Regions from separate parts of the Homo sapiens genome. Here all the other regions are linked to region 3. Evidence: chromatin loops called from intact Hi-C (ENCODE). Cell type or tissue: endothelial cell of umbilical vein. All regions are shown on one strand.

Evidence for each region. A loop is a pair of places that touch in the nucleus more often than their neighbours do. Peaks named below come from ENCODE experiments on the same cell type or tissue, not always from the same donor. Only the 100,000 strongest peaks of a DNase experiment are listed, where the experiment ranks them.
Region 1: it touches region 3 in a loop (16-fold over the local background); 10 of 110 quality-filtered maps call a loop at or near these places.
Region 2: a loop joins it to region 3, with 14 times the contacts of the local background. A loop is called at or near these places in 8 of 110 quality-filtered maps.

The regions. Positions count from the first base shown.
Region 1 is chrX:10,593,426-10,601,425 of GRCh38, forward strand. The region is part of intron 1 of MID1 (midline 1); the gene reads right to left. Among named protein-coding and RNA genes, the nearest start is that of MID1, 23 kb to the right of the region's middle. In endothelial cell of umbilical vein, a CTCF peak has its summit at 4,671 (motif pointing left); a DNase peak (open chromatin) is centred at 4,636.
Region 2 is chrX:10,765,141-10,773,140 of GRCh38, forward strand. It overlaps a transcript of MID1 not described here. Among named protein-coding and RNA genes, the nearest start is that of MID1, 150 kb to the left of the region's middle. RefSeq lists a silencer at 4,193-4,242. In endothelial cell of umbilical vein, a CTCF peak has its summit at 4,202 (motif pointing left); no DNase peak of the experiment used is centred here.
Region 3 is chrX:10,185,749-10,193,748 of GRCh38, forward strand. CLCN4 (chloride voltage-gated channel 4) reads left to right here. Exons shown (of 13, transcript NM_001830.4): 4 at 1,767-1,866. Among named protein-coding and RNA genes, the nearest start is that of CLCN4, 33 kb to the left of the region's middle. RefSeq lists a silencer at 4,003-4,132. In endothelial cell of umbilical vein, CTCF peaks have their summits at 4,045 (motif pointing right) and 4,785; DNase peaks (open chromatin) are centred at 4,073 and 4,813; H3K27ac peaks cover 1,234 bases.

The DNA.
Region 1 (8,000 bases), 410 kb after region 3:
TTGGGCTCCCCATTCCAATTTCCCACAGAAATTTATACTGTGCCACCTGAGTTACCAAATAATGACACCATAATTGAATCAAATTATTGCCCAACAAAAAGAGACCTCTAGTCTTACATTTTAGCGTTCCACCCTTTGATGAAGGTTATTGTAGAAGACGCTCCTGTATTGGGTAGGAGATTGGGAAAATGTTAGCTAAGATCACTTCCAGCTCTACAATTCCAAATAGCTTGCATTGTATGAGGGAAGATAAGGATAAGACTGGGACTCATGTTCTCTCTCTGAATACCCACACACTCTCACACTCTGTCTCTCTACCTCTGTCTCTGTCCCTCTGACACACACACACACACACACACACACACACACACACACACACCACTTTTTCTTTTGGGGAGAGGAAGATATCACCAAGTCCTCATCCCCCAAAGCAATACTAGGCAAATTTATTTTGAAATCTTTTATATGCCAAGAACTCTGATAGCTACTGAGCACACAGTAGGGTTTTCATAAATATTTCCATAAAGGACTGAATGAAGCTCAGGAGATCTGCCATCTCTCACTTATGGGCCTACAAAAGATATTCTTAGAGGGAGAAAAGATCAATAATGTCAGATTTAGCCGTGGTACTGGTGTTTGTGCCGATGACTATTTTGAAAATAGTACAGTTGTTACACACTAAAAATAGGACTGTATTGTAAGGCATATATATCTGTGTGTATATATATTTATGTATTAATATTATCAACTACTATGTCTTGGGCACAAATGTGTGAAGAACATTTTGAGGATGCATGTATTGAGTATATATTTTAGATCTCAATCTGTAACTCAGTTTAGAGCTTGCAAAGATAAAATCAGTGGGTCCTTATTTTTGTTCGCTTTGTCCTTCTATCTGTACTGTCTTCTCTCAGTATCTTTTCACCAAGCCTTGCCCTGAAGAACGATAATGACACCAAAACATAGGCACTTTTTCTTTCTAAGGACCCCTCAAGGGATATTATAAACTTAATGTCTTGGGGAATTCTGCAGAGACTTTCCAAACTGGTATACTCAAAATCAGTGTCAAGGCCCTGAGGGTGATTGGGCCCCAACTTCTGTCACCACAGTGATTTCCAGGTTGATTGGGTGCACGTGACATCCTTGGGTCAAGGGTATGGACAAGTAGCCCTGTGCCATATAGAACCACCAAACACTCTTCCAGCCCATAGAAGCAGCATTGGGAAGTACTGCGGATTATTACCTGCTGACTGTGTGTGAAGTTGTCCTTCCAATAAATACTTATTTTCCTTAGAAAAGGGCAAAAAGGTCTCATGATACATTACTTAGGTAACTGTTATACCCTAATAGAGTAGCGCACTTGTATTAATTCTTCACCATACAAGACAAAGAATATATATAAAATTTGGTGACTTAATGGAAATAATATTTATTTAGGGAGTGATGAATTCTAGGCAAAATAAAGAATGCATCAATATTCCTAACACCCAAATGGTTGACATGTGATGCAATTTACATAAGGCTTCCTTTGAATTTCATTTTTTGGAGCTTTCCTTCATATATCCATAACTGGCATTTAAAAAAATACCTACAATATGCCAGGCACTTTATACAAATTGGGTCTAATCCCTACCCAATCCCTAAATAGTGGGTATCATTTTCCCCCTTCTGCAGATGAGGAAACTGAGACACAGAGTTAAAGCATCTTCTCCAGGGCCACACAACTGGCACATGGCAGAGACCAGTTTAGAATCTGGGTTTTTCTGACTCTTAAAGATCTCTTTCTGGAAGTGAAATTACTATGTCGAAGACACACCCGCATATTCATGTTTATTGCAGCACTCTTCACAATAGTCAAGATATGGAATCAGCCTAAGTGCCCATCTACAGACAAAAGGATAAAGAAAATATATTTCTTTATGGGGATGATTAGGACAATGGAATACTATTCAGCCATAAAAAGGATGAAATCCTGTCATTTTTGGCAACATGGATGAGCCTGGAGGACATTATGTTAGGTGGAATAAGTCAGGCACAGAAGACAATTACTACATGGAACAAACCTGCACATTTACCCCTTGAATCTAAAATAAAAATTCAAATTATAAATAAAATAAAATAAAATTTAAAAACATTAAAAAAGATAAATACCACATGATCTCACTCATATGTGGAATCTAAAGAAGTCAATTTCATAGCAGTAGAGAGTAGAACAGTGGTTCCCAGAGGCTGCTGAGGGTATGGGGGAAGGGAGGAACGGGTAGAGATTGGTCAATAGGTACACAAAGTTAGACAAGAAGAGTAAGTTTTGATGTGCTATCACACAGTAGGGTGACTACAGCAAATAACAATGTAATATATATTCAAGACAGCTAGAAGAGAATATTTTGACTGTTGTCACCACAAAGAAATAATAAATGCTTAAAATGATGGATGTGGTAATTACCCCAATCTGATAATTATACTGTGTATCCATGTACTGAAACATCACATTGTACCCCATAAATATGTACAATTATTAGGTGTCAATTATAAGTACAAATTTTTTTTAAAAAAAATTTCTTTCCTCAGCAACATATTGCTGCTACAGCTTCAAGGAATTGGAAATTTTTGATAAACTAATATGAATAAAACGTGGACGCTGTAGATTCTGGCAGTATTTCAACTACTTCTAAACTTTAATTTTGAAAAGACAAATAGTTAAACATTGGTCATGTGTTCCTTCTTCACCAGGAGCTATTCAGAAATTTCACAGGCTAAACCCTCCCAGTTCTGTCTTAGAAGGACTGACATCTGGATCATATTGGCAAGGGGGTGCTTTAAACATAAGAGAAAATTAGGAGAAAGACCTAAGACTGGATTACTTCCACGAGTTCACTCACCGATACCCGCCCAAGTACTGTCTTTTTTCTTGTAACTAGCTTGTCACCCATTCTTTCTACTCAGTGAACAATGGCTTGTGACCTCACAGTTAGCGAGTTCATAGGAGAAATATATCAGTTATAATTAATGTTTACTAGAATAAATGTAAATATTTTAAAACATACAACAGTTCCAAGAACATGTGATTTCCATTTTATTTTATGAAACATTAAAAATCCACTTGTCCACCCCATTAATTATAACCTGCTCCCAGCCCTGACCTGTATATAATTCCTCCTGACATAAATTGGAACAAGGTGCTCAGAATAGAAGCAGCCTACACCCCAACTGGGCTACAAAATGTCAAGTTCCCAAACCTCTCAAAAGTGTAACCTGACATTTTGCTAAGATTAGAGACAGTTTATGAATTTAAAAAGAGGGCTTAAGGACTCACCACAGTTAAACCTACAGTAACTCCTGAAATATCCAAAGTAAATAGGACTAAGGGAGCCCTGGGGACACCAAAACCCTGTTAGAAGAGAAGGAACAGTCTTTAGTGGGTGGTATTTCTTTGCAGAAAATAATGTACATGCATTCAACCAGAATTAAGAAGAATGCAACAATAAACTTTGAGGCTTGAAGCCCTCTAGAGATCTAAAGGAGTCATGAATGGGCCATGTGAAATATTTCTCCTTTTGCTACATGTGAATGATTGAATTTATACTGCCCATTAATCCTAAATGTTGAAGGCAAAAAAAAAGAGAGAGAGAGAGAATGGCTAACTTTTTAAATAGTATTCTTCTTGACATGAATATAATATGTATTTATTATACATATGTATAATGTATATTGGTGAATATTTATAACATTCCCAAAGAGCAAAACACCTATAGAAGGATCTAACCGCAAAGAAGCAACATTCCACAGGTTGATCTTTCTAGTCATTTTCTGTACCTCTTAGCCACAAAAATGGGATCAGACTTTACGTTTTGTTTTGCAAGTTGTTATTTTAAATATAATATATTGGGTGATTTTTCATGTGTAAAGATTCTTCTGACTTTTCAAGATTAATTTCAAGTACCTTTTAGTACAACTAAAGTATTACAGCCACCTTCCAAATCAAATAGACTATATAAGCTGAAGATTTACTAAATATTAAAATGTTAGCAATTTTTCCCCATTATAACATGCACTGTCAATAGGGGCAATATTGCCCCCAAGAGCGAGAAAACTAGTTCTCAGTGGCAAACAAACAAACAAACAAACAAAAAACCTTACTCTTTTTATGCACAAAGCACAGATATACATAAATAGATTTATACTATATTTGTGGTATTAAAATTTCATGCAAGGAGCAATTAGCAAAAAATGTTTCAACAGGCTCCTTGTGACAGGGGGTTGAAAATGAAAATAGGTTGTAAACACTGCACTACAGCATCAGACTTGTAAAAAGTGGCCTTCATATTGCTAGAGTTCAGAAGATGATTTTTTCCATTTTAAATTTATCAACCTTGAATACATTTTTAACTCATTTCTTAGTTGCAGAAACCAAGGTTCCAAGCAGCAGATTTTTGGAGAGTTAATGTTTTGTGATAACCCCATGGTCAGCACATGTGATATCTGCCATGTTCTTACTAAAGACTCCTTGGGGTCTGGGTTAGGAGGCACATGTTGAGTGAGAGGATGTTTTGAGGGCAGATGAACACATCATCTCAGAAAGAGCTAGGGCCTGCTAAGTCTGCATCTCAACATTTATCAGCTCTTGCTCTGTGCTGCCCTCTTGTGATGTCTGGGCCTCCAGTATGCCTTGATCTCAAAACCTTCAGTTGCCCTAAATTGATGGACCACCTGCCTTCCAGTGCTTCTTGGCACCAACACCAGGAGATGGTGAAGGAAAGAAGAGAACACCAAAAGCAGCAGATTTCCTTAGAGGAAGAAGCCAGTGTCAGAAGAGGAAGAAAAAGTCACAAAACTTCGCTTTGGCCCTTTAACCCTAGGAAAGGGTGGGCCAATTTTCCACAAAGCTGCTGTTATTACAGGTCACACAGCTCACCAAGGAGCAAGGCAGGAGCTGAGATTCTTCATCACCTTCTGTGGTAGGCAGACTTTCTAAAATGGCAGCCCAAAGATGTCCACCTGAAGCCCTGGAACTTGTGAATGTGACATCACTCCTTGGATTGTGTTGTGTTACAGAGCACAGTTGATGTTAGAAAGGGAGATGATGCAGGTGGGCCTGACCTAATCACATGAACCCTTAACTGCTGAGAACGTTTCCTGACTGATGAAAGAGGAATTTAGAGAGATTCTATGTGTGTGAAGGACTCAATGTGCTGTTGCTTTGAGGTTGGAGATGGCCACTTAAGAAGGAATGCAGATGTCCCTTAGAAAGAGTGGACCACAGCTTATAGCTATCAAGGAGTTCAGTCTTACAGCTGCCAGAGAGTAAATTCTGCCAACAACCAGAGCGAGCTTGGCAGCAAATTCTTCCCTAGGGCCTCCAGATAAGAGCTTCGTCTGGCCAACAGCTCGATTTCAGTCTTGTGAGACCCTGAGCAGAGAACACAGCTGGGCCACCCAGACTTGCAACCTACAGAGCCACGAGCTAATAAATGGGGTGTTGGTTTAATCTGTACATTTGTGCTAATTTGCTATGCAGCAATAGTAAATGAACACACCTTCCCTTCTCTATGACCATCCTGACGGGGGGGATCCTGGCAATGTCTGTCTCCTAGATCACAGATTCTGGTGAGTGACAATCAGTTCAAATACAGTATCCAATCCCGGGTCTCTGACTGACTTCTTAACCCTTCAAGAATCCACAATAAGTCTTGCCAGACAAGTCCTAGCTCTTGACCTCTGCTCTGACCAACTGTCCCTTAGGAAGATTTTAATCACCTTCCGCTTAATGATCAATTTCTCAGGGCTCTCCGCTTTCACACCCTCTACCACCTGGCTTATTTAGTGCTTAGCATCTTCTCCAAGTCAAGCATCCATCTGGTGTATTTCACTCTGGTTGTCTTTTACCTGCTTAGAACTTTTCTTTCTACATCTAGAACGTGTTCATTCTGCCTCTTCAAATCTCCAATGCCCTTATTTTCCTATAATGGGCTGCTCAAAGATTATGTAAGAAGAAAAGTGAAAGTCTGAATACTCTTCCATGTGTTAATTTTCCTGAATTTTCTATAGGGGAAACAGAAACAGTGATGATATGCCATGATCATATGCTATGGTGGAAAGAGAAGGAAAAGGATTAAGCATCAGACATGGTTGAATGTGAAACTTTCCCAGTATTTTATCACCTCTGCATGTTTTTAAATTTTTCCAGGCCTCATGCTCCTCATTTGTAAAAGAATAATAGTAATACTTAACTCATAGAGCTGCAAGGAGGAATGAAAATGGTAAAGACCCACATAACAGAAACCAGCACGCACAAACACTTAAATATCACTGTGAGAAGAATTGAGGTGGTTGTTTGTATAAAATACTTCCAATTTTTCAGAGGCTGTAGCTTTGTAAATAATCTTTTTATCTCTTCTATTATCATAAGAACAAAGCCATTGTCACCCTTCCTTAAGACAGGGTTTAGCCTTGACAGTTAGAGTATTGTGTAACATGGAAACAATGATTTGACATTAGAATGCTGTATCCATTGCTCTGAGAATAAAGAAAGTGAGTTTTAGGATTAGGAATAAAGTTCTTCAGTTGCCACATTTGTTAGGATATTTCTGGGTTTTCTGTAAAGTTGAGTAAACCCTAGGCCCCATGAAGGCAGGGCCCATGCTTAATTCATCCTGAGTATCTACAGGGTTTGGTTGAAAACTGTGTCCTCAGTAAGTACTTACCCACTTATTCATTTATTTATGCATTGAAAAATCAGTTAAAGAGTAAAATTTAGCTGGGCACAGTGGCATGCTTGTAGTCTCAGCATTTTGGGTGGCTGAGGTGGGAAGATCGCTTGAGCCCAGGAGTTCGAGGCCAGCCTGAGCAACATAGTGAGACCCCATCTCAACAAAGAAAAAAAAAAGAGTAAAATTTCTGCTGAAAACTGTGGTGAGCTCAACATTTTATTTTTTTGAATTCTCCTTATGTTCCTATTGAACATTTATAACTTTAATTTTTCTTCTAATTAATAAATCTTAATACTTCTCTGATAGAACCAAAGGGGATATTTGGATACTTGGGGGTTGGGGAAGGTGGGACATATGCTCCCCAAAATCTCCAAGTTCTTCAGCTTCTGACTTGTGCTCCAACCTGAAAATAAACCCAGAAAGTGTCATATAAAATGGCCAACATATTTCCAACTGTTTTCTTCCTTTTGTATTTCCCACTCATTACCCAGGATGCATTTCCAGTGTCCTAGTGGCCCTGTCTTACACCAACTGTTGCTTCCTGCTTCTGAACATCAGGGACTTTAAATTCCAGATTTAAGAGACTTGCGTGTTGAAAAGCTTTTCTCTTTCTGTAAATTACTTGTCATTAAAATAACAAAGGATGCACTCATTAGTCAAATTAAAGATCATCTATCTGGAAGTGTGTCAAATGCAGATAAAGTATAAAGAAGCATTGTTGATACTTTTTTTTTTAAATGTGGACTTAATGAATAACTTTGCTGTTAAAATTCAGCAGCCAAGCGCAATGAAAAATTCCCATGGCTTTAAAATTCACAGCTTTGGCAGACTTCTTAATGGACAAAGTTCAAGAGATTCATAGCTTCCCTAACTTAAAATAAAAATCCCCAAACCACACAAGGTAGCATTATTATACTCTGAATACTCTTAAGAAAAGGTCTTATTAGCTGATGCTTCATAATTATTTGCTAAAAAAGTTGAGTGTTATAATTTAGCCTCTCACTAGCTTAGCCTTTAGACATAATGTAGCATTATTGCTTTAAGTTTTATACTGGCTTAAGGTAAGTAACGTGCTTCCCAACAACCTGCTGATTAGTAGAGTCCCTTTCTCAGTCATTACCCTAGAGCAGGGTTCTGCAAACTATAGACCACAGGCCGCCTATGTACCAAATCCAGGCCTCTGCCTGTTTTTGTGTGGCCCACAAGCTAAGAATGGTTCTTACATTTTTAAGTGGTTGAAAAAAAAATTGTTTAAATATTATTTTGTGACTTGTGAAAATTATGTGAAAT
Region 2 (8,000 bases), 580 kb after region 3:
TGCTAAAGAAGTATTCATGTGTGAGCCCAGTTTGGTGTGCAGATGTTGGAGAATGGCTTGTGAAGACCTCCATGATAGCATTAAGCCTTCTGCAGAGTGAACTAGCTCAAGATGAATTTTTTCCAGGTTTTCATCATTAAAAAGGTTTCATTTACCAAGATGGGTTTCAGCAATCTCACAGTGTGACATTGATTTTATGGTGTAATTTAATCTGTACTTAATTTCAAAGGCTGGTATTCAGAGATAAAGCTAGACTTTGCAGTATATTCCTCTTGTGAGGCACAATGCAGGTTCCTTCTGTCTTCCAGAAGAAATGATTTATCATGTAGCATGCGATTGATCAAGCCATGGGGTTTCCTTTCATCTTTTAGCTTGTCTGTATTCACAGTTTTTAAGGCTCTTTTCTTTTACTGCTCATATTTTTATTATTTTTGGTTTTAAACCATTATAGCCAAAAATGTTGCCAATGTGGGCTTTTTAAAAATTCTAGTTTATCACTGTTAATGTAAAGAGTGAGTCAAAAAATTCATGTGAAACTGGAGTCCTGGTTTGAACAATAAGCATGTGCAGAAACATCACTGTTTTTAAAAGCTCACTTCCCAATACCATATGAAAATAAACGGATGTTTTTAAAAGCAGAATTTGTGTAACAATTGTTAATAAAAAGCTAAAAGCTGACACAAAACTCTTTCATCTAGGAAGTATGCTGTCTAATATCATGGATGCTAAAAGACAAAAAGAAAGAAAGAAAGAAAAGAAAGAAAGAAAAAGAAAGAAAGAAAGAAAGGAAAGGAAAGGAAAGGAAAGAAAGAAAGAAAGAAAGAAAGAAAGAAAGAAAGAAAGAAAGAAAGAAAGAAAGAAAGAAAGAACCAAAACCAAAATGAAGCTCAAATCTCAGAAACAGAACCTCTTGCCTTAGGGTCTGAGCAGGGAGAATACACTCAAACACCCAAGGGGAGACAGGCAGGGTGCAGCCCTGAGGGTACTGATGGGACATAAGAAAAAGACCAACAATCGTGCCACAAAGGCCCCATCGGCTCTGCCTCTGTCTTGGGCAGACAGTTGGTCATCTCAAGCTCACCAGGAGCAAAATTTTTGTCACAACTGGAGAGGGTGTGCTACCATCATTTAGTGGGTAGAGGATATGTAGGGGACTACTACAGATCCTGCAACCTACAATGCACAGGATAATCGCCAAGCCTGGCCTGGAGGGTGGGGCTGGGGGTGGTGGTCTATGGTGAACTGGAGAGCACAAGCCTCCCTATAGGAGCAACATATCCAAGGATCCGGCTGATGTGGTCATGTGGGAATGTTCCATGCAGACACAGAACCAAACCAAACAAGGACTTGAGATTTCTTCAGAATACAATGGGATGACTTCAAATTATATTTAGAGGCAGATGAGAAGAATCAAAATTTCTTAAAATATTTTGCCAAAAACACAATAAGAAGAAAGCTGACTTATTTCAACCCAAATCAGATTAAAGAACTGGGTAGGGCTGGACATGGTGGCTTTAACCTGTAATCCCAGCATTTTGGGAGGCAGAAGTTGGAGGATCATTTGAGGCCAGGAACTTGAGACCAGCCTGGGCAACAAGGTGAAACCTCGTCTCCATAAAAAGTATAAAACTTAGCCGGGTGTGGTAGCATGTGCCTGAGTCAGGAGGCTGAGGCGGGAGGACTGCTTGAGCCCAGCAGGTCAAGGCTACAGTGAGCCATGATCATGCCACTGCACTCCAGCCTGGGTGACAGAGCAAGACCCTGCCTCAAAAAAAAAAAAAAAAGAAAAATAGTTGGGTAAATAATTGGATTTGGACTCACATGTTGACACAGTGACGCTAAAACGAAGATGTCTTCTGGGGCTCAGGGCACACAACCTGGGTGAGAGCAGCCTCTATGTCCCACATTTTAGGCTAAGCATCTAACCCATAAGGCTCCATGTTAGCATCCTCAGTCAGCCTGTAATGGAAATTCAATGCAGGCAATAAATGAATTTCATAGGGCTAACTCTTTTGTTTTAAATTTAGAAAGACATTTAGTAATCATAGGGACAAACTGGGTATGTGATTGAAAACATTTTTAATGTTTAAGAGATTTTGGCTCATTAGAAAATGGGCATATTCATTCAGTCAATAAATATTTGTCAAATGATTAAATGTATTAGCCTTTTGATTTCTTTCTTTCTTTCTTTCTTTCTTTTTTGAGATGGAGTCTTGCTCCACCAGGCTGGAGTGCAGTGGTGTGGTCTTGGCTCACTGCAAGCTCCGCCTCCCAGGTTCATGCCATTCTCCTGCCTCACCTCTCAAGTAGCTGGGACTAAAGGTGCCCGCCACCACGCCCAGCTAATTTTTTGTATTTTTAGTAGAGACGGGGTTTCACTATGTTAGCCAGGACGGTCTCAATCTCGTGACCTCGTGATCCACCCGCCTCGGCCTCCCAAAGTGCTGGGATTACAGGCATGAGCCACTGCGCCTGGCCTTGATTTCAATTTTAAATGTGAAATTGATTTTAGGCTTGTGATTGTAAGTTGAAAAATATAACAGGATTTTACTGTTTGGTAAATAATACTGGACTCTTTAAGTGACCTTTCAATTCTCTCAATAAGTATGAATATTTAAAACATTTAATAAGCTAGAAGACTTAAAAGTTTAAATGGCAAAATCTAAATATTTAAGAGTTTTAATGGTAATAAATTGAAATATTTAATGTTTAAATAGTAATGAAATTAAGTATACATATTTATTGAATAAATCAATGTATTTATTAGATTTATAAAAGTTGTTTACGTTTCTAGAAAGAATTTGCTTGTGTGGGTTGTACGTTTGCCCAGCTAGACAGATACTTGAATGGTTAAACAGAAAACTGAATATATTGACTTTATAAATGTACACTAACATGTATAAAGAATTTTTGCTAATTAAGTTTATAAATGAGAGCAATTGTTTGAATTTAAATTGTTCAGTTCAAATTTAACTCTAATCAAAACCCTCTGTGAAACGAGTTGTTTTTATTATATATAAAAGATACTGGTATTATTAATATAAGCAGAAAAATGAAACTTTTTTTTAAGTTGAACTTAAAAGCTTGAGGAAAATCTTGATTTTATAATCATAATAAATTAATGTAGATTTAAAGGCTATATAACTGTAAATAGCCCTTTCTAAATAAAAAAAAAGAACAAGAAAATAAGAATGCCAGTCTTAGACATTTAAAAAATTATGAATAACAGCTAAATTTGTCTTTTGGCAATCAAGAAATAATGTTCTCATTAAACAAAGGTGATGTGTCAGAAGGGCGTGTCACTTTCAATGTGCAGTAGGATGCTGAGGATATAGAATCAGTCCCTATCTTATCATCTTGTGTCACTGGTTCCAAAGTCACATGATTTCTGGAGCCAACTCTGCATGCCTCATTTACCTCTAGGACAAAGGACTTTATGGCTCTGGGCAGATAAAACAATGGGGGCTCAGTTACCATTCAACAGAATACAAGAATATTAGTTCTGAAAGGACCCTCACTCTCCTCCTCACTTTTAGAGAAAGAACACTTTCCCCAGTGGTGAAATGGCCAGGACTGGTCCTTGGGGGCAGTGTTAACTCTCCATCCAGGGCATAAACTTTGGAGGACATTTCCGGCAGGGTTATTTATATATTCTTCCCCTTCTGTTAGTTTCTTAGGGTATATTCCACCATATTTGCCAGTTTTTATATAACAACGGCTCCAAACCTCCATGAATTCCTTTTCTGTTTGAGCAAATGAGTAATGGGGTGCCACAAAACAAAGTATATGGAGACAACAAACTTCTGAGAACTGTCCAACAGTGATGTGTGAATGGGTGTGCACACATGTAGGAGGGGACATGAAAGTGTGGAATCTACTTTTTTTGTCTAATTTTCTATCGTTTACAAAAACTTGAAAATGATACCAAGACTATGCTACACAATATCATGACATGCAATTGTTAAAAGAGGCATATTACTTTACTTTTTTCTTTCCTGCTCTGCCTATTTAGAAAATGTATCCAAATAACCCATGATGGCACTTTATAACAGCCAGAATTGATAGTCAGATAGCTCTTAGGCTAGTAAGCTGAAAATAAGAGCTAAACCCTCTTTATCCTACCGCCTTAAAACAAAACAAAAAACAAAACAAAAAAACCCCAAACAAAAAAAAAAGCCCAGTAGGCTCTCTATGTGGCAGTAAACCATATAGTGCCATCTACTGGCTGTTTACTAATACGTGTTATTCAATCAGGGCCACCAAACAAAGGCATTAGATGGGAGACATGGGAGAAGCAAGCTCTGTCCTCACTCTTTCCTCTGTGCCTTGAGACTGTTGTATGCCCTCGGAAACACAGAGATGGCAAAGCTCCTTCTATGAGAAAGCATTTCCCATTTCCACTGGGACCCATTTTTTTCTTTCTTTTCTTCAAAGAAGCACACAAGAACTGAAAAATACCTTCAATTTGGCTTGGCCATCAACAAACACATTTCTAAGCAAACAAAGATTACGTTTAACTCCCTCATTTTCTTTTCCCACTCCTGTTCTTTTCAATAAAAAGATTAACTAAAGCTGGCCAACAAATCAAGGCAAATATCTGGAGACTTTGAATCCTGCACCGAGGCTTCATACCGCCTGGACAGAAGGAGGCAAGGATAATTGAGTGACGACTACTCTAGCATGAAGTATGCTGTTTGTTTCTACTTGTTGGTTTCATGTTTCAATTCATTGTGGCATCAGGGCAAACGGATTTTTGTGTAAGCTCTTAGCTGAGATGATACTGCTGAGCTTTTGACTGTCCTGCCATTTCCCTCCATGAATTGGCAGGAAAAATATTTATATTTTAATCAAATACAAATACACATGAAACAGTCTTTTTAGGAGTTTCTTTTCCTGTGTAATGAAGTGAAATGAGGGGAAACGCTGAACTGACTAATCAGATTCGCCACTCCAAAGAAGCTCAAATGTCATCTCTATGGCAACATGTCAGCCAGGGTCCGCCCTCATCTCTTCCCTCAGACTGCAAACTGCACGTTGCCACTGCTACATGAATTAATGTGGAGAACACACTAAAAACAGTGAGATTTGGCTTATGAAGAAGGATCTTAAGGTTGATCCCATTCATGTAACACTCTATCCTGTTTTTAATTTTCTTTCTTCAAATTGAATTAGTCTTTGAGGACCTGCTTCACACAATGGCTTCACTCACTGGCTCCTCACTCTGTGTTTCAGAGGGATGCCAAGTTGTTGAGTCCTTTGTTCTGGGAGGGGACTGAGGTCATTTGCACTTTGGACCCCAAATTGGGCAAATCTCAGAGAGGTGATGCAATGCAGAAGGTGAGTCCAGTGTATATACCAGGGAACTAATTTTACCATCTTAAGAAGGCATGCAAAAGTTTATCTATTCATTGGAAGATCACCTATTGAAAAATATGTTATAGTTTTCTGACTAAACTCATCACAGGCTAGTGTTTACGTAGGTAGTCCATTAGTTTTAAGACCCAGGAGAAATGTCCCTTTCATCAATCATGTGCCTCATATTCGTGTTCCTTATGAGGGAAATTAATCTGCACAGCTCCTCTAAATTCTTCATTTTATTATAATTAGCTATTTATTTTTATCTGTTCTTAAAATTGTGGAAAGTGGCTCAGAACTATCTTCCTTAAGATTCTTTTTATACTTGGCTGGGTGCGGTGGCTCACGCCTGTAAATCCCAGCACTTTGGGAGGCTGAGGCGGGTGGATCACGAGGTCAGGAGGTCGAGACCATCCTGGCTAACACGGTGAAACCCTGTCTCTACTAAAAATACAAAAAAATTAGCCGGGCGTGGTGGCGGGCGCCTGTAATCCCAGCTACTCGGGAGGCTGAGGCAGGAGAATGGCGTGAACCCGGGAGGCGGAGCTTGCAGTGAGCCGAGATCGAGCCACTGCACTCCAGCTGGGTGAGAGAGAGACTCTGTCTCAAGAAAAAAAAAAAAAAAAGATTCTTTTTATACTTGAAAGCCTTAGAGTAGGATTTCTACCTAGCTTTCAGGCAAGGAAGCCAATTGGACAAAAGCAAATGTTGCAAGAAGCCAAATTCACTGAGTCTACCTATTGTAGGTTTAATTGTTTTAAGTGGAATGTTGTATTTTAGTGACTAATATATAGTTTCTCAAAATAAGGTAAATTAAGAGTAGGCAGAAGAATCCTAAAAATGCTAAAAGTCTGGCAAAAGAGAAGTATAAACTTCTCATATGGAAAACTATTTTTGCATCCCCTCAAATTGGTATTTATATGTAACAGGATTTTTTCAATTTCTTCTGTTGCTGTCTGGATGGTTTTAAACGACGCTTTCTATTTTTTCACATTTATCTATGTTTTTTTTTTTTGATGGAGTTTCATTCTTGTCGCCCAGGCTGGAGTGCAGTGGTGCAATCTCAGCTTACTGCAACCTCCACCTCCCAGGTTCAAGCAATTCTCCTGCCTCAGCCTCTCTAGTAGCTGAGATTACAGGCGCCTGACACCATGCCTGGCTAATTTTTTTTTTTTTTTTTTTTTTGTATTTTTAGTAGAGATCGGGTTTCAGCATGTTGGCCAGGCTGGTCTTGAACTCCTGACCTCAGGTGATCCGCCTGCCTGGGCCTCCCAAAGTGCTGGGATTACAGGCATGAGCCACCGCGCCCGGCCACATTTATCTATTTTTAATTGATTATTAGTCATTTCCTAGTATATTAAGCAATCCAAAAATTTTAAAACTTAAATGTTTAAATGGAATAAAAATTGCTGGTGGGAATGTATAATACAACCACTATGGAGATTCCTTAAAGAACTAAAAGTAGAACTACCATTTGATCCAGCAATCCCACTGCTGGGTATCTACCCAGAGGAAAAGAAGTCATTATACGAAAAAGATGCTTGCACACGCATGTTTATAGCAGCACAATTCGCAATTGCAAAAATGTGGAACCAACCCAAATGGCCATCAATCAAGTAGTGGATAAATAAAGTGTGGGGTGTGTGTGTATATGTGTGTGTGTATATATATGTATATATGTGTGTGTGTATATATATCTATTTCATCATATATATGATGGAATACTACTCAGCCATAAAAAGGAGTGAATTAATGGCATTTGCAGCAACCTCGATGATATTGAAGACCATTATTGTAAGTGAAGTAACTCAGGAATGGAAAACCAAACATTGTATGCTCTCACTCATAAATGGGAGCTAAGCTATGAGGATCAAAAAGCATAAGAATGACACAATGGACTTTGGGGACTCAGGGGGAAAGGGTGGGAAGGGGGTGAGGGATAAAAGACTACAAATTGGGTGCAGGGTATACTGCTTGGGTGATGGGTGCACTGAAACCTCACAAACCACCACTTGAGAACTTACTCATGTAACTAAATACCACCTGTTCCCTGAATAACCCATGGAAATAAAAAATTTTTAAAAAATGAAAAAAAATTAAATAGAAATTAAATTAAACTAAATTAAACTTAAATAAGTACAAGTAAAATTTTAAATACAAATTCAAAAATAGATCAAATAAATAAGAATTTAAATAACAATTGAGTTAAAATTTATATTAAATATTTAAATTTAAATTCAAAAGCAAAAAGCAACAAATTGCTAAAACAATTCCATCATATGATTTGATTATATATCTGTACATATATGTATAAATAAAAAATATATATGTATAATACATATGTAGGTGAGATATGTTGAATGATTTGACATGAGAGGTAAAATCATATAAAGTAGTGAAAAGGGAGTTTGGAAGGCCAGAAGGGACATATGAAGGGTTAAATGAGTGGTAGCTCATCTTTAAAATATATTAACTATAAGTATGAAATTGGACTTGAAGGATTAAAAAAATAAATTGGTTAAAACTTCTAAAAATGCTGAAAGATAACTGTAAATGAAAGTACATTAAAATATTTTAAAAATTTAGTTTAAACTGAAAAGTAATTCTGATATGATTATTGATAATGAAATATGTAGTTCTAAATG
Region 3 (8,000 bases):
CTGGGCAATTCAGGGAGCTCCGAGGATCTGGTGGAGGATTCCTGCAGAGGGAGGGATAGGGATGAGTGTGGAAATGGAGGCAGCAGGGCCACGTGGGGAACGGCCATGCTGGCGGTGGAGAGGAGTTTGCATTTCATGCTGAAAGCCACAGAAGACAATAAAGATGCGCTGCAAAGGGAGAAACAGGAAGCTTGGAAATGAGTCCAGGAGACCGAAGGCAGTGATGTGTAGGTGGAGAGAGGGGATCAGGATGGAGAGGTATTTTGAGGCGCCACGGACGGGATTCAGGGGAGGTGCTGGGGCCAGGAGGGGAATGGGGTCACAGAACACCAGGCTTTGGCCTGATGAGGATGATGCCTTTGATGCCTAGAGGAAGCAAGGGGGGACTGGCAGACTGCGGAGGAGGCCATTGAGTTCTGTGTAGATGCGTTGGTTTGAGCTGCGCTGCGGATGGGTGATCACAGGTGGCGAGAACTCTGTGGTTCAAGGGTGAGGGAAGGGCCGGGGGGAGAATGAGGTCCCTGTGTGCAAGTGGAGGCTGAAGCTTTAGAAACAGCCACGGTGGCGTGGGTGTGCAGAGACAGAAGGGAAGAGGTAGTCAAATCCCCAGGCAGTGCCCAGAGTTACCAGGTCCAGGGGAGGCAGATGGGGAGCCTGTGACAAGAGGGGACCCTGCCAAGAGCAGTCCCCTGTGAATGGAAAGGGTGTTGTGTAGGGGCCTGCTCACAAGGTCACCCTCTATGGAGAGGTCAGGTAGGAGGCGAGCCAGCGGCATGGGGGCTGGCGGTGAGGGGAGAGCTGCTTCAGACGAGGGTGAGGAGTGACATGGACAGTGTGACCATGTCACATCGCCTCACGAGGGCTGGCACGAAAGGAGGAGGGGAATGTGTAGGGAGCCAGGCTCAGTCATGAAGATGTTGCAGCCTCTTGGCTCTGCAGTGCAGGAATGTGGGGTCGAGGCAGCATTCCCTCTAGAGCACAGCTCAGCAGACTGCATCCTGCGGGCCAAAGCCAGCTGGCACCTTGTTTTAGAAATAAAGTTTTATTGGAACTCAGCCATGCCCATCCATTTCCATATTTTTATGACTCCTTTTGTGCTACAGTGGCAGGGTTGAGGAGTTGCAACGGAGACCATCCGGCCCGCAAAGCCCAAAATATTTACTCTCTGGTCCTTTACAGAAAACATTTGCCCACCACTGCTCTAAAAGGCCGTGAGGGAATGATGATCTCAGAGGAGCATAGGATTCTGTTAGCACAGGGAGGTGTGTGTAGGTAGTCCATCTGCTGTGGGAGACGTGATCTGTGCCAGCTAATTCTAAGTTCGTGCTGCTAAAATTTAACCTTGAAAACAAAAGGAGGAGATGAAGTCTGTGTGAAGAGGCTTTTTAATGAAACTTAGCAATGTAAGTTAAGATAGTAACTCATATTCAGAATGGAGACACCGAACCAATGTCCCCCTTCAGCATAGCTTTTAAATCATCAAAGATCAAATCACATTTAGTATGTTTTTTAATTAAGTGAATTATTTGAGTGTGTGCTCGAATTCTTTGGAGACTTTTGTGGCATCTTTATAGCTCTGTGAACTAGAAAGCTCGTCGTACCGTTGCGGCACATAACTGAAAGAATCACATCAGTGGGAATTTAGCTGCTTGATGACATTCATTTTATTTTCTTAATTACCCTGTTTCCCGAGGAAACAGTTTCAAGGAAAAAAGCATGAATTCGAAAATGCATTCGGATCAGTTGCTGTATCTGCTTTGTTCTAGATCACCAGCAAGAGCAAGGAGTCCATATGGGAGTTCATCAAGAGCCTGCTGGATGCCTGGTCGGGATGGGTGGTGATGCTGCTCATCGGCCTGCTGGCGGGTACGTGGATGGGCATGCGGCACTCCCGTGGGAAGCTGCAGAGGCCGAAACCTCAAAACACGAACCCTCTGGGAGATTTGGAATATAGCGCGTGTCGCTTGTCGCTTTTACCCCTGTGGGAGGGATTTATTACTTGAAATATCTAAGGGCAAAATGCATGGCTGTATATTTAACCTAAAATCCATCATCAATAAGGCATGCCCAAGGCATGAGCTCAGGCACAGGCTTCTGAAGAGCTGTGACGATAGAGCTGGTAGCCTTTCCACACAGAGCAGAGTTTTCTTACTATACCGGATTTGACTGAAAACACACATTTTTTTTGGAAACGGTCTTGTTCCATTGCCCAGGCTGGAGGGCAGTGGAATGATGCCAGTTCACTGCAGCCTCCACCTCCCGGGGTTGAACAATCCTCCCACCTCAGCCTCCTGAGTAGCCAGGACCACAGGCATGCGCCACCATGCTCAGCTAATTTTTGTTATTTTTTCATAGAGATGGGGTCTCACTGTGTTGCTCAGGCTGGTCTCAAACTCCTGGGCTCAAGCCATCCTCCTGCCTCAGCCAAAGTGTTGGGATTACAGGTGTGAGCCACTGAGCCCAGCCAAGCACACATTTTATATTCGGTTATTCTTGATTATGTAGATGACAACAAAATCAGGGACTGTTTTATCTTCAATAACAAAATGTCATATGAGATTGCCTTTTGCTACTACTGGTAGGCTCTGGGATGAACTGGAAACATCCTGCAACAGTCAGCACCATGCTAGACACCCACGGGAGCTGAGGCAGGCCCAGGGGCCTCCATCATCCTGACCCTCAGGAACTCTGCATCTTTCCTTTTTAGAATCCCAACACCGTGTTTGCGAGCAGTAGATGTTTCCAGAGTAAATGGATGCTATCTGGAGGGGAAACACGTCTTTTTAATATCAAACGCACCAGCCCTTCCGGGAAATAGTTTCCTGAAACTTATGTCCTTTTAGGAGATTGTGAAGGTTAATGTCTAAGAATAAAAAATTTGGCATGACGAAGAGGTTTCCTTAATAAAAATCCCCTGCATATAACAACATAATAGTTATGGTTAGAGAACAGATCAGGGAATTGACTAGAACACAGGCAGAATATATGTAGTAAGTGGTCTAAGAAGGACAGAACACAAATGGGGCACAGATAGAGTTTTGTGATTCCAGGGGCTTTCAGTTTCCAGGTGATCTTGATTTATTCCCTAGCTCATCGGAGGAGGGGCTTGGTTGCCAGGGAAGGGCTCTACCTCCCTCACCTGCCTCAGCATTCCGTAAAGAGCTAAGAGGAATGCTCAGAGGGGGAGTTCTTTCCTACTAGTCACAGATGCTGTCTGTCCGTTTCTCCAAGCCTGTCCTTCCTTTACCAGTGGCATTTCCCGTCATGTACTGGCAGCAGCCAGGGCAGGAAATTAGACTTCATTGTCACAAGGGATTGGACGACCAATTTTGCTTGACTGCTTCTATAAAGGCCTTTGAAGGTGGGCCAGGTGGGAGTTTGCTATGAATTTTGATGTCCTTATTTAGAGTAGATTGATAAAACCTTATAGTGTGTCATTTTTCTTGGCTCGTAGGAAGGAGAAATAAATAGGGTAAATGAAGAAACTCAGAACAGGAATAGATGTTCTGATAACGGCACAGCTTAGATTCATTGACTGACCTAGGAGCCCAACTGGGCTGACTTTAATCTGATTTTGACCAGCTGGCTTTATTATCCACTTGATTTCCATCAGCTCTTTCACGAGGGGGAATTAAAAACAATATGCTGCTGCCCTGGCTTCACTTAAACAGTATCTCTGGAGAGGACCTCTAGCTTGAATACAGCCTGCCCCTCCCCTCTGTGATTGTAATGTGCAGCCAGGGGTGAGCACCACTGGCCAAAGGAGAGCCCATGCGCACGTCAGCAGGGGAATACATGGGAGGGTGAGAATGGGGTGATGCTGAAAATGAAGGGACTACAGTGTTCTTTTGATTTGGATGCACTTTGAAGGGACAGCCAGAGAGCCACGTCCCACTCACTTCCCCCTTCCTCGCTGGACTAACAGTGGAGAGGACCTGGGGTCTCACTGCCTGGCCGGCTGTCCCCTCAGTGGCTGTTGTCTTCGGACTCCCCTCATGGGTAGGCCCACAGCATCTCCGCATGTGCTTATCAGAAGTCACCGCTAGGTGTCACTGTTGGACCACGAAAGAAAGCTGAGGCCTGCTGAAGCGCAGTCAGAACCAGAATCAGCAAGGAAGATTGGGTGTGCAGTAGGGGGGTTGTGAATGAATGAATAATGATGAAACTTGGGGTGATCATCCTGTTTGCCCCTGGATATCTGCAGGACCCTCCCATCTTCTTCACCTTCTTCTTCAAATACTGCACGATGTCACTTATCTGTGGAGTCCAAAAAAATAAAACCAGTGTCATAGAAACAGAGTAGAAAGGTGGCTGCTAGAGGGAGGGGTGGGGACAGGATGGGGAAAGAGATGTTGATCAGAGGGCGTAAGTTTCAGTTAGACTGGAGGAATAAGCTTTAGTGAGCGGTCGCACTGCATGGTGACCACAATTAATGATCATGTATTGTATATTTCAAAATTGCTAAAAGAGTAGACTTTAATAATCTCACCACAAAAATAAACTGGGGAGGTGATTCGGTTGGTGCGAAGGTAATTGTGGTTTTTGCCATTAAAATAACGGCATGATCGGATCTTTAATTAGCTCGATCAAGTCTTTCTATAATGTATACATAGATCAAAACATGACATTGATATACACAATTATTATGTGTCAGTTTTAAAAAGTTAAAAAATCAAGATAATGAGCTCTTTGCCTTTGTTTTTCCTGTGGAAAAACAAAGAACTGTGGATAGTTCTAAATTTGACATTACCGGACCCTGTGGAAAGACCTCATGAAATACTAAATATTATGGTTCTTGCGTGCTGTTGCTAGGGGGCAGTGTTTACTTAGCTGACTCTGCAAACTAGCATTAAGCGGAACCAAGCTTGCATCCAGGATTTCATGATCTAGAGAAAATACTTTGAGCATGTAGGATTTCTTTTCACTGGGTTTCAGTTTCCAACTTTAAATCAGGAAATAGTTTTCACCATTCCACAAGGTATATGTACTTCAAAACATCATGTTGTATATGATTACAACATACAATCTTATGTGTCCATTTTAAAATGAAAGAATAAATCAGGAAATAGCTAATGATATCTCTAACTTAATTAGACTAATTATATATATTTGTATATTTGGAATCAAGTCTTTCATTATTGAATTGCATGTTTAAAAATTTCAAACCTGTCTGATATTTAAAATTTAAAAAACAATAAAATTACATCCCTCTCTCTGTAAGCCTCACCTCCCTCACCTGCTCTATGGATGTATATATGTATGTATGTAAAGCTTTATTGAAATATAACTCACATTCCATATAATTCACCCATTTAAAGTATACAATTCAGTGGTTTTTAATGTATCACAGAGTTGTACAACCATCACCGTGGTCGATTTTAGAATAATTTTATCATGCCCAAAAGAATCATTATACCCTGTAGCTATCAAGCCCCTGCTCCCCAACCATCCCCCTTCCAGCCCTAGGCCACTGTTAACCTGCTTTCTGTCTCTATGGATTTGCCTATTCTGGGCATTTCATATAAATGGAATCATACAATATGTGGTCTTTGTGATTAACTTATTCTACTCAGCATAATATGTTCAAAGTTTGTCCATGTTGTAGCACGTGTCAGTACTTCATTCCTTTTCACTACCAAGTACAATTCCATTGTATGGATAGACCACACGTTGTTTATCCACTTATCCATTGATGGATATTTGAGTTCTTTCTACTTTGTGACTATTTTGAAGAATGCTGCTATGAACATTTTTGTTCAAGTGTTTGTGTGCATGGATGTTTTCATTTCTCTTGGGTATATGCCTAGGAATAGAATTGGTTTTTTTGAGACAGGGTCTGGTTCTGGCGCGATCATGGTTCGTTACAGACTGGGCTTGAGCAATCTGCCTGCCTCAGCCTCCTGAGTAGCTGGGACTATAGGCGCGTGCCACCATATCTGGTTAATTTTTTTTTTTTTTTTTTTTTTTTTTTTGTAGAGACAGGATCTTGTCATGCTGTTCAGGCTAGTCCTGAACTCCTGGCCTCAAACGATTTGTCCACCTCGGCCTTCCAAAGTGCTGGGACTACTGGCATAAGCCACTGCGCCTGGCCCTTATACTTTTTAACAGAGCCTTTAATATACTTATTTTCTCCTGTCCCAGGTACAGTTACACAAAGGCAGGGGCCTGGGTCTACTCTTTGCACTGCTGTATTCCCAAGACATGGATGAGTAACTGCCGTGTAGTAGGTACATGTTCAGTAACTATCCCTTGAATGAATGAATGGACCTGAGTTTTCTGATTTTTTCATTCATTTATTTATTGCAATATTTTATTCAACATGGATATATAGTGCCAACCATGCACCTGACATGGATATAACAATGGACAAGACAGATAGGGTCCTTGCCCACTTAGAGTGGACACAGGGTCTGGATGCCAGGCCTGACCCCCCACTGTGGTATGAAAACCAAACAATGAAACCTTTTTTACCCACCACTTATAGACTAGTGGAAGTACACACACACACACACACACACACACACGGAGAAAAAGAGAAAGAGAGCTAATTGTGATATTAGGATGCGAGAGGTGTGGTGATGGGGAAGGACAGGCAGCCACAGGAATGCCAGGGAAGTACACCTAACCCAGGCTTAGGAAATCAGGAAAGACTTCCCAGAGGAGGTGATATAAATGCTGGAATCTGGATGATAAGTAGGAGTCTGATGGGAGGGGAGGGCAGTGCTTGCTGAGATGGTGCAGGTAGGAGAGCGTGGCACATTCCAGGAACATGGAGTGGGCAGGGTGTGGGGAGTTAGTGAGGGAAAGAGATGAAGCTGGAGAGATCTGAGGGGCCAGCTGTCAGGGTGGGTGACCTGTTGAGGATTTGGGTGTTCTCCCAAGAATAATGGGTAACCATGGCAGGGCTTTCCACAGGGGAGTGGCACAGGTCAGTCTGGCATTTGGAAAGCCTATTTGACCACAGTGTGGAGAGGCCATGAATGGGGCAGGACTGAGGCTGGAGACCAGAGAGGAAGCTCCTGCAGCAGTCCAGCCAGCAATGACTTCAACACGGTGATCTGAAAGACAGCCCGAGTGGGGATGGGGGAAACTGCAGTGATTCAAGAGAGATTTCAGAGGTGGAGCTGCTGGGATATGGGGATTGCCTGGAAGGGGGTTGCTTTCCCAGATTTCTAGTTTGCACAGTAGTGTGCCTGGATGGTGGGTTCCTCTCCCAGTTGGGACGAAGCTGAGGCTGGGAGGAGGATGCTTTAGTTCGGTGTCGGATGGTGGTGGACTGAAGTGGAGATATCTAGTAGACCCAAGAAGGCAAATAGACTTGTGTTCTTTGACAATGCCCATTCATTGGCTTTGACTGCCTGGGGCTTTGCTACAAAGATTTGGGAGGGTAGGTCCACAAGTGTGTGTCATGATTGATTAGTGATGTCTGTCATGGGCATGTCAAAAGAATTGTGAAGGGGAATCCAATAGAGTGTGCTATTATTGATTGGTGATGTCTGCTGTGGGCATCGGAAGCTGACGGCTGGGCTATGTAGTGATTGGCTCTGTAATAGCCAGTGGGCTCTATGTGCTTGGAAAAGCATAGCTTGAGATGTACATTTATACCTAATGGTAAATAGTAGGATATGAATAAGGTTGCCAGGGTTGAGAGCATAGTATAAAAAGAGAAAAGGGTTTAGGGTCAAGCTTTGAGGAAATGGCCTTTAGAAGTTGGGTGGAGGAGTCAGAAAGATCAGAGGAGTCAGAGCAAACCAGAGAGTGAGGAGGAAAGCAGGAGAGCATGATGTGGAAGCCACGGGAAGAGGTGTTTCTGGAAGGGTGGAGTGGTCAACAGAGTCAGATGATGCTGAGAGCTCTGGAACTGGGGTCAGCAAACTTTTTCTGCAAGAGGCCAGAGAGTAAATATTTTCAGGTTTGTGGCCCATGTGGTTTCTATCTCAGCTCTTCAGTTCTGCCACTGTAGCATGAAGGCAGCCACAGAGTGCATGTAATTGAATGGT